Linked DNA regions of Homo sapiens: region 2 is linked to region 1. A link is a loop called in an ENCODE intact Hi-C map of the cell type or tissue named here. Cell type or tissue: heart left ventricle. All regions are shown on one strand.

Region 1 (5,000 bases):
CATTTTAATCTCTAACAAATAAGAAACTTTCTCATACATACAATGTTATTTATCACAGCTATCAAAATTTAATTGCTGAATATATCTAATATTTGGTACATATTAAAATGTCCCCACTTATTTCAAAAGTGTTTTCATGCCGTTTGTTTATTCATATGAAGATCCATATAAGCTCCATACATTGAGTTTAGTTGACTCTTTAACTTTTATTAGATCAGCAAGCTCACTAAACATTTTAATTTTTTTTCTTTTTTTTCTTTTGAGATGGAGTCTTGTTCTGTTGTCCAGGCTGGAGTACAGTGGTGCAATCTTGGCTCACTGCAACCTCCGCCTCCCGGGTTCAAACGATTCTCTTGCCTCAGCCTCCCGAGTAAGTGGGATTACAGGCACCTGTCACCATGCCTGGCTAATTTTGGTATTTTTAGTAGAGACTGGGTTTTACCATGTTGGCCAGGATGGTCTTGAACTTGTGACCTCAGGTGATCCTCCCACCTCAGCCTCCCAAAGTGCTGGGATTACAGGTGTGAGCCACTGCACCCAGCCAAAATTTTAATATTTTTATTTGCCTTATTAGCCACTTTAATTTTTTCTTTGGTTAATTTAAATATCCTTTGGCACTGTGTATGTTTTTGTGAATCCCCAAAATAACCTAATGAAATAACTTTAAAACTTGGCCTTTCTGGAAAGTATCTGTGTAGTGCTTAGCATTGTTTTAAGTACTTAATAACACTGGGATAGCACAAAAGAAGCATGAGCTTTAGCCAAAGCTGGCTTTAGGTTCTGTTCATTCCATCCATGTCAAGAGTATGCCCATGCCACCATTATGATCATGGGTATACTCTTAAAACTCTATGAAATTGAGCATGACAACATGATGCCCAGTTCAAAAGATATAGTCAAGAAGCTTTAGATTTAATTATTGTGAGTTAGTTATTTACATATTTATGAATAGATGAATCATCTCTGCAAACTGAGGCTTTCAAAATGACTGCAGACAGAGAAGTGGATGGAGGGCAGGAAGAGGTTCCTCTCTAGCAGTGAAGACATAAATGGGACCCCAATGTTAAGTGAATGCTTCATGTGTAAGTACAGACTGTGTAAGAAAGGGTTTTTTCTATTCAGAAACTAGAAATTGGGGAATAGTTACAAAATACAGAAGAATGTGTTACATTTCTAACAATAAAACTGGCTACTGGGTAAGTGAATGGTTGATCCCATTGTTAGGCATCAACAAATGAGGAAACCAACAAATGAAGTGCAAGGTAGAACAGCCCTTTTGTCTGCAGAACAAGCATGCCATGGTTCTTACCAGTTCATGAAGGCAGAGGCAGATGGCTAGTATCATCCTGAAAGTCAGTGTGTGAATGGGAGTGCAAGGGTGGTGTGTTTTTGGATTAAGGTAATGCCCTTTTGAGTTGCATCTCAATTCTCGGTTTATGATACCTCACTGGTATGTATAAAACCTTTCTTTCCCCTACCTTAGAAGAAATAACTTTGAACACCTAGATATTGAACTTTCAGCTTATCATAGTAACTGTACTATATTTAAACCGAACTATAGGTATTCTCGAAAATATTTCATTATCCATCCTTGCATTAGTCCTTGTAGTATTGCTATAAATGAATATCTGATGCTGGGTAATTTATAAAGAAAATAAGTTTATTTGGCTCTGGTTCTGCAGGCTGTACTAGCATGATACCAGCATCTACTTGGCTACTGGTGAGACCTCACAAAGCTTTTACTCATGGTGGAAGGTTAGGAGCAGGCATGTCATATGGTGAGAGAGGGAGCAAGAGAGAGAGGAGGCGCCAGCTTCTTTTGAATGATCAGATTTCATGGTAACTAAACGTGTGAGAACTCACTTCTAACTGTGGGGAGGGCACCACACCCCCATGAGCCAGATTCCTCCCACGATACCCTACCTCCACCATTGGGGATCACATTTTAATAAGAAATTTCGAGGGGACAAACATCCAAATTATATCAATCCCTTGAAAGAGGAAATTTAAGTAAGGCTAGAGTCGGGTTGAGTCAAACATGGCAGAATCCAATGAATTTATATTATTTACTAAAAATGAACTGGAACTAATTGTTGGTTTTAGCATTCTAGATTAGTCTTTTGGTTTTTTGTCAGTTTGTTTGTTTTTGAGATGGGGTCCTGATCTGTCTCCCAGGCCAGAGTGCAGGGGTGCTATCATGGTTCACTGCAACCTCTGGTTTCCAGGCTCATGTGATCCTCCCGCCTCAGCCTCCCAAGTAGCTGAGACTAGAGACGCAAGCCACCACACCCTGCTATTTTTCGTATTTTTGTTTTTGGTAGAGACAGGGTTTCACTGTGTTGCACAGGCTGGTCTCAAACTCCTGAGATCAATTGATCTGCCTGCTTCAGCCTCCCAAAGTGCTGGAATTACAAGCATGAGCCTCTGTGTGTGTCCTACATTAGTTTTTATAAGTGTGTCTATCAGGCAAGGTAAGTTTCTTCTATAAAAAGTGATATTTTTATATTGGGTAGGATGGAAGCTTTGCAGCTGAGAAAGTGACTTCTGCCCTGGGCCACACTGCCACCTGGGGGTCTAAAAGAAAGATGGCCATTGTGTCATAGCCAGAAATCTTTGACAATGACCTTGGTTCTATTTAAGACAAATACGAAGACACCATTATCTATTCATAGGCACCAGAATAATTCTGTGGGCTTACTTAATGATGTGGAATGATACACTATTATGAAAACACATTTTAAAATCGAATGTGTATTTCCATATTCTTTTCCTTTCCATCTTTTTTTTTTTTTAGCATATTACTAGCTATCTTGAGACAAAGGCAATGTACATTACCTGAGTCCTTTCATATGTATACTGCTACTTAGTACTTATAAAGCATTATGTGGGCAATGGTAGTAGTTTTCCAGTTATGCCATAAAATTGGTTAGTATATCAATGTCCTTTTCCCAGCTCAAATTCTTTGATCATAAAAATAGATTTTTGTGGTGTTGGTATGTTTGCATATGTTTATTTTAGGTCTTTTTGGTAGATGAGTTGCTGTTACCATTGGATTATTTGATCCTTTAGATATAACTGAAGGACAAATATTATATGATTTCATTTACATGAGGTACCTAGAATATTCAAGTTCATAGAAACAGAAAATGGAAGGTGGCTACCAGAGTTTATGGAGAAGGGACATCATGAGAATTATCATTTAATGGGTAGAGTTTTAGTTTGGGATGATAAAGTTCAGGAGATGGATAGTTGTGAAGGTTGCACAACAAAGTGAATGTACTTAATGCCATTTGACTGTATATTTAAAATGCTTATAGTACAGCTGTACTAGTAATATTGAATGGTCCACTTTCTTAGGGTATAGGAATGAATATGAAAGTGAATTTGATTTTCAAAAGCACATATTATATGCTAGAAGTGTTACATATATAAGGCTACAACCCTACGATGTATAAACTTACTACTAGCTCTCCTTTACCTGTAAATGAACCACATTGAGCTTAAAGTGGTTCATTTATACAAATTTATTAACAGCCTCCTGTTTGTTCAACTCTCAATGTAATTTGTCTGAGGTATAAGACTTATAAGCCAATAACAGAGGTGGCTGATATTTCAACCTATTTTTGCTTTACTCTTTCTGTTCCACCACTCTGCCTTCCATGAGAATATTGCAGATTCTTGTTATGATGAAATATGGACAATGGCATTCTGTTATACCATAGATTCTGACATGTCATAATGCAAGACTGGGGGAAAAAAGTCAAATAGTGACAATGCAAGCATCCCAAAATAATCCCAAGCTTGTGAACATCTGTGAGTTTTTTTTTTTTTTTTTTTTTTTGAGACCGAGTCTCGCTGTCACCCAGGCTGGAGTGCAGTAGCTCGATCTCAGCTCACTGCAAGCTCCGCCTCCCGGGTTCACGCCATTCTCCTGCCTCAGCCTCCCCAGCAGCTGGGACTACAGGCACATGCCGCCATGCCCAGCTATATTTTTGTATTTTTAGTAGAGACAGGGTTTCACCGTGTTAGCCAGGATGGTCTCGATCTCCTGACCTTGTGATCTGCCTGCCTCGGCCTCCCAAAGTGCTGGGATTATAGGCATGAGCCACCGTGCCCGGCCACATCTGTGAGTTTTAAACAGGTCATATCTAATTTGAATACACTATAAGATAGAAATTATTCATATACTATGAGGTTATCTATGACAGTATGTTTTGTTTTAAATTAGTTTCCCATCAGATATAAAGTTGGTGCTTTTCTTTATAATGCCATGAGCCTCTCAAGTCTCTCAGGGAAGAATTTCATTCTTACATTTATTTGCTGTTTCACTTTGCATTCCTTCCTTTCTATTTTGCTTTCTTCCTTTGGGAGCCTTCATCCTTCCAGTGAAAGAAGACTGAAGTTGTCTCTTCATGATAAATAATTCAATGGAAAATGTCAGAATATAATAATTTCCAAAGACTAGTCATGTAATGACTGATTTTTGGTAATGCTAAAGGCAAAATAACTTTAGCCTATACCATAAAAAAGATCTAGATATTCCCTTTGTATTTGTGGTAACTTGATTTTAGGTATACCCTTTCCATTACCCTTCAGAAATGGAATGTTTGATGTACTATCGAGAAAACTGAATCAATTCTGCATTTCGTGAACCCTGTTACTTATCTTTAGTAGCCATGGAAATAATTCCCCAGTAAATATATAGTTGCAAAATCACTGCCTAATTACCTTTCTTTACATACAAAATGACTAATATTTGATAAAATATGAAGTTTTTAAAAATAGTTACGATATTTTGTTACAGTGAAGCAATTTATATATTTTCTTAACATCTCCCCAAAACTCTGAAACACAGTGAATGCTTCTTTGGAAGCCAAGGAGCTTGTTGCTGACATAGTAATAATTTGGTTGTTTGCACATTTTATAAAATACTAAAATGTTGCAAGTTACCATATTCCTTAAATAACTTATGGTAAGATCTTATTGCTGAAGTGTTGGCT
Region 2 (5,000 bases), 240 kb before region 1:
AACATTTATATCTAACGGACAACTCTTTTTTTTTTTTTTTTTTTTTTTTTAATTTTAGACAGAGTCTCGCTCTGTCACCCAGGCTGGAGTGCAAGGGCACGATCTCAGATCACTGCAACCTCTGCCTCCTGGGTTCAAGCAATTCTACTGCCTCAGCTTCCTGAGTAGCTGAGATTACAGGTGCCCGCCACCACGTCCAGCTAAGTTTTGTATTTTTAGTAGAGACGGGGTTTCTCCATGTTGGCCAGGCTGGTCTCAAACTCCTGACCTCAGGTGATCTGCCCGCTTTGGCCTCCCAAAGTGCTGGGATTATAGGCATGAGCCACTGTGCCTGGGTTTTTTTTTTTTTTTCAAAGAGTTGGGGTCTCCCTCTGTTGCTAGGGGGCAGCGCAGTGGCATGATCATAGCTCACTGCAGCCTTGAACTCCTGGGATAAAGCAATCTTGCCTCAGCCTCCTGAGTGGCTGGGACTACAGGTGCACACTGCCATGGCCGAATAATTTTTTGTATTTTTTATAGAGACAGGGTTTCACCATGTTACCCAGGCTGGTCTCGAACTCCTGCGTTCCAGGTCTGCCTTAGCTTCCCAAAGTGCTGGGATTACAGGCATGAGCCACTGCGCCTGGCCTTAAAAAATGTCTTTTGATCATTCAATATCCAAATAAGATCCATACATTATATCTGATATTATACCTCTTGAGTCTCTTTTAATGTATAACAGACCAAGCTCCTATTTCAAAATGCCATCTATTCAAGTAACAGGGCCAATTTGTCAAGTAAAATGTCCCACTGGTATCAGGTATCAGGTAATTTGTTTTTGTTTCTTCTTATATTTCCCATAAACTAGTAGCTAGGGTTAGAGGCTTGAATAGATTCAAATTTCGGTAAGAGTATATCATAAGTAATGCTGTGTACTTCCTTCTATACCACATGAAGAGGTAAATAATGTTTGGCTGGCCCACTTTTAGTGATGTTACAACTGATCAGTGGATTCAGGGCTGTCTCTCTAATTCATCCATTTAAAATACCTCTCAAAATTTTTTTTTAAAGTGAGCAGTTTCTCAACCAAAACTTTTTAATCTAATATTTTTAGGATCTGCTGATGATTTTCTGGCAATTTTCTAATTCTACCATTGCTTCTGCATTTATTAACTGGATTATTCTACAGAGAACATTCCCTTATCAACTATTTGGTTACATTAATATATAGTCATATGGGAAAGGTAGGATAAATGCTTATTTTTCTTCACCAAATTTTAGATCTAGTTTATCTTTTTAAGTTAGAAAACACTTTTTTGAATACGCAGAAGTTAGCAAATAATATTTAAACACTGATTCTTTTTTTCCTCCGTCTTTTTTTTTTGAGACAGAGTTACACTCTTGTTGCCCAGGCTGGAGTGCAATGGCACGATCTTGGCTCACTACAACCTCCACTCACCTGGGTTCAGGCGATTCTCCTGCCTCAGCCTCCTGAGTAGCTGGGATGCATGCTACCACCATACCCGGCTGATTTTGTATTTTTGCATGTGCCACTACACCCAGCTGATTTTGTATTTTTAGTAGAGATGGGATTTCACCATGTTGGTCAGGCTGGTCTGAAACTGGGTGATCCCCGTGCCTCAGCCTCCCAAAAAGTGCTGGGATTACAGGGGAGAGCCACCGCGCCTGGCCCAAATTCTTTTATTAATCTGGCTGACGGGATTTCAAATTCAAGCCTTATAAGTCAATCTTAGGTAACAAAAATGTAACGTTTCAAAATGATAATGAACAAAACCATCTTACCTGGACAATATTGTCTACACTGCTAAATTCTACACACTTCTGTCCTCTCTGGTGATCACAGTAATATTTGTTTTGTTTCCACTGCGGGGGTGAGTGGGCACAAGATTGTGGATTGTTTGGTACACTGAGCTGCATCATCACCATCCCCCCACCAGGTGGCGGTGGTGGTCCAGCTGAAAATCAGAATTTAGGATGCTATAGTCAGAATATTTTAGCAACTAGTTGGTGTTTCTGAACACTAGGATAACAGTAGTAATTTTACATTTCTGAATAAAATTTTACTATTAACTAAGAAAACCAGGTTGAAGCCCTAGTGCATCACACTACAAGTATTGTGTGTTTAAACAGGCATTAAGATGGACTCTGTAGGCCTAAACATCTCACTTATCATAAAGGTAATTTGGAGTAAACAGGAACAGCTGGAAGAGTAATGACAGAAGGCATAGGAAATAACCCTAGAGAGTATCAATACTTCTGAGAAAGGAGAATCAGGATAGTACTGTGATAGCAGCAGTAGAAGGAAAGGAAGAAGTGGACTGCACATGTTAACTATGATTCAGTACAGCACCCTCAATATTGTGGGTGTATTTCAGCACATCACAAATTGAGAAGCTTTTTGTAGAAATGCCTAAGGAAAGTAATCGAACTATTTCTCATATGAACCAATCATCTTATTTTCACTGATTTCTTTATACCTGTACATTGGTGGCCTTGAAGCTGCTGGGAACTGCATGGTGAAGTGGTTCGAGGAAATTGTACTTGTTCTGATCCTGGATGTTGCAGGTAACCTACTGAAGAGCTATGGAAAAAACAAAAAAACAGCATAATGAGAGGAGGATGACTATAAACATTCTTGAATGGGCTGGGCGCGGTGCTCACGCCTGTAATCCCAGCACTTTGGGAGGCCAAGGCGGGCGGATCACGAGGTCAGGAGATCGAGAACATCCTGGCTAATACGGTGAAACCCCATGTCTACTAAAAATACAAGAAATTAGCCGGGCGTGGTGGCAGGTGCCTGTAGTCCCAGCTATTCAGGAGGCTGAGGCAGGAGAATGGTGTAAACCCAGGAGGCAGAGCTTGCAGTGAGCCGAGATTGCGCCACTGCACTCCAGCCTGTGCGACAGAGCGAGACTAATTACTAAGAATAGAGGAAACAACAGAACATGTTCTGACATAGTTAACAAAATATTGACAAAAATTAAAGGCTATTAGTGTGAAACCATTAAGTTACTGCTGTATTTTTGAACAGTTAGTTTTTTTTTTTTTTTTTTTTGAGACAGAGTTCTGCCCTGTCACCCAGGCTGGAGAGCAGTGGTACGATCTCAGTTCACTGCAACCTCTGCCTCCAGGCTTCAAGCAATTCTCCTGCCTCAGCCTCCCAAGTAGCTGAGATTACAGGTGTCTGCCACCACACCCGGCTACTTTTTGCATTTTTAGTAGAATGGGGTTTTGCCATTTTGGCCAGGCTGGTCTTGAACTCGTGACCTCAAGTGATCCTCCTGTCTCAGCTTCCCCACATGCTGGAATTACAGGTGTGAGCCACTGCACCTGGCCTGAGCAGTCTTTCAGACTCAAATTAATATGGGGTTTGTCATAACATTATCTCTGAAGTTTTTTCTAGAATTTTTTTATAATAGTTAAAAACCACAGAATGATACTATTCTGAGAATTCATGAGTAACTGAGAGCCATAATTTATATCTAAAACTCTATTGTCTTTGTCATTTTAAAAAGCTGTCTTACAAAAACAGTATTTCTTAATTTAGTTGGAATAACTTTTTGCACCTGTGTCTCGTATAATTGCATTAAACTTTATACAAAACTACTGAATTACAGAGAATACAGGAAGACATGTTAAATGACAGTATGATGACGCAATCGGTAAAATCCAGAATATGGGAAACTCTAAGACAAATGTGTAAAAACATAAGCAATATTTGCGGGGCAGAAGGAAATACAAATATTAACTGGATATTTGATGTAATTAATGAATTAACCTCAATATTTTAAGATATAAAATGATATTATGTGGGATTTAAAAAATCCTTCAGGGATACATATGCTGAAATACTCATGGATATGAAATACTATGATGCCTGGGATTTATTTCAAACTAATATTGGAGGGAGAAGAGGCAGAGATTTATATGAAAACAGATTAGTAATTACATAATTGGTGATGGGCATATATGGGTTCAGTATACTTCTGTTTATATTTATATATGTTTACAGATTTCCATAATAAAAAGTTAATTCTGTCTTTCAGGCTGACAGTTAATAAGAATTAGTAAAGCTTTATGCCTTTTTAGGGGCAGTAACTCAGAGCGGTTCAATAAAAGGGAAAAAGAGATATAAAGGGAGGATTTAATAGAAAGTGATTTTGGATCATAAGTGAAAACAGTACTTTCTGAAATTTATGTTAATTATGGTTGTAATGTGTAATATAAGTATTAGCTACCTGTGGAAATAATACAGCTTAAGTCTGTAAATGTGCCGAAATTGAGGAAAACAGAAAGGTCCCCAGAGGTGGAAGGTTTTTTAGGCTCTGTTCTAACCCATGTGAACAGCTCTCCTGAGCCATGCCCCTCACTCTGATCTTGTTTGCTAAGGTCTGAGACATGTGGGTGAAAGCAAGCCATCCTGCAAAGGGAAGGGAATACTCAGGTCGGTCACTGAAGTAAGCAATATAGCCCATACTCTACTAAATTACAAACTGCGATTTCATTTTACCACTCTAGTGGGTTTCTAGCACTAGATTACCCGTTAGGTAAATGAGTAAGAATCAAGTTTTAGAATTATGTAAATGAGTTCCAGGCCTCTACTTATCTTCTGAGAGACGTATAGATAATTCAAGGGACATAGACTAGGCAATGAGACACCCTCTTAAATCACTTAAACACTTTAGAAAAAAGAAAGCACAGAAGTCAGTATTTACACTCTCTCTTTAAAAATACAAATATATTATACCAGAGATGAATCAGTTCTATAGTAATTTCACAAGTTTCTCCTCCTTTGGAAGACAGGAGGGAAAGAAGGACTTTTAAAGTAAAGCACCAGGCCTAGTCATTCAAAGTTGATATCCTACCCTTTAACAGAAAAATGAAACATCAATCTCAAATAATCCCATTTATCCCCAAACTTCCTGAAAAGTCCTGACATAAAACTATGAATGGGCCAGCCCCCCGCCCAGCCAGCCGCCCCGTCCAGGAGGGAGGTGGGG

Evidence for each region. Hi-C counts contacts between places; a loop is a spot of excess contacts. Peaks named below come from ENCODE experiments on the same cell type or tissue, not always from the same donor. Only the 100,000 strongest peaks of a DNase experiment are listed, where the experiment ranks them.
Region 2: a loop joins it to region 1, with 7 times the contacts of the local background. A loop is called at or near these places in 45 of 110 quality-filtered maps.

The regions. Positions count from the first base shown.
Region 1 is chr2:135,471,339-135,476,338 of GRCh38, reverse strand. The region is part of intron 2 of ZRANB3 (zinc finger RANBP2-type containing 3); the gene reads left to right. Among named protein-coding and RNA genes, the nearest start is that of ZRANB3, 57 kb to the left of the region's middle. In heart left ventricle, a CTCF peak has its summit at 2,567 (motif pointing left); no DNase peak of the experiment used is centred here.
Region 2 is chr2:135,707,014-135,712,013 of GRCh38, reverse strand. It overlaps R3HDM1 (R3H domain containing 1), which reads right to left. Exons shown (of 27, transcript NM_001378107.1): 22 at 2,478-2,581; 23 at 1,783-1,955. Among named protein-coding and RNA genes, the nearest start is that of UBXN4, 32 kb to the left of the region's middle. In heart left ventricle, no CTCF peak of the experiment used is centred here; a DNase peak (open chromatin) is centred at 1,923.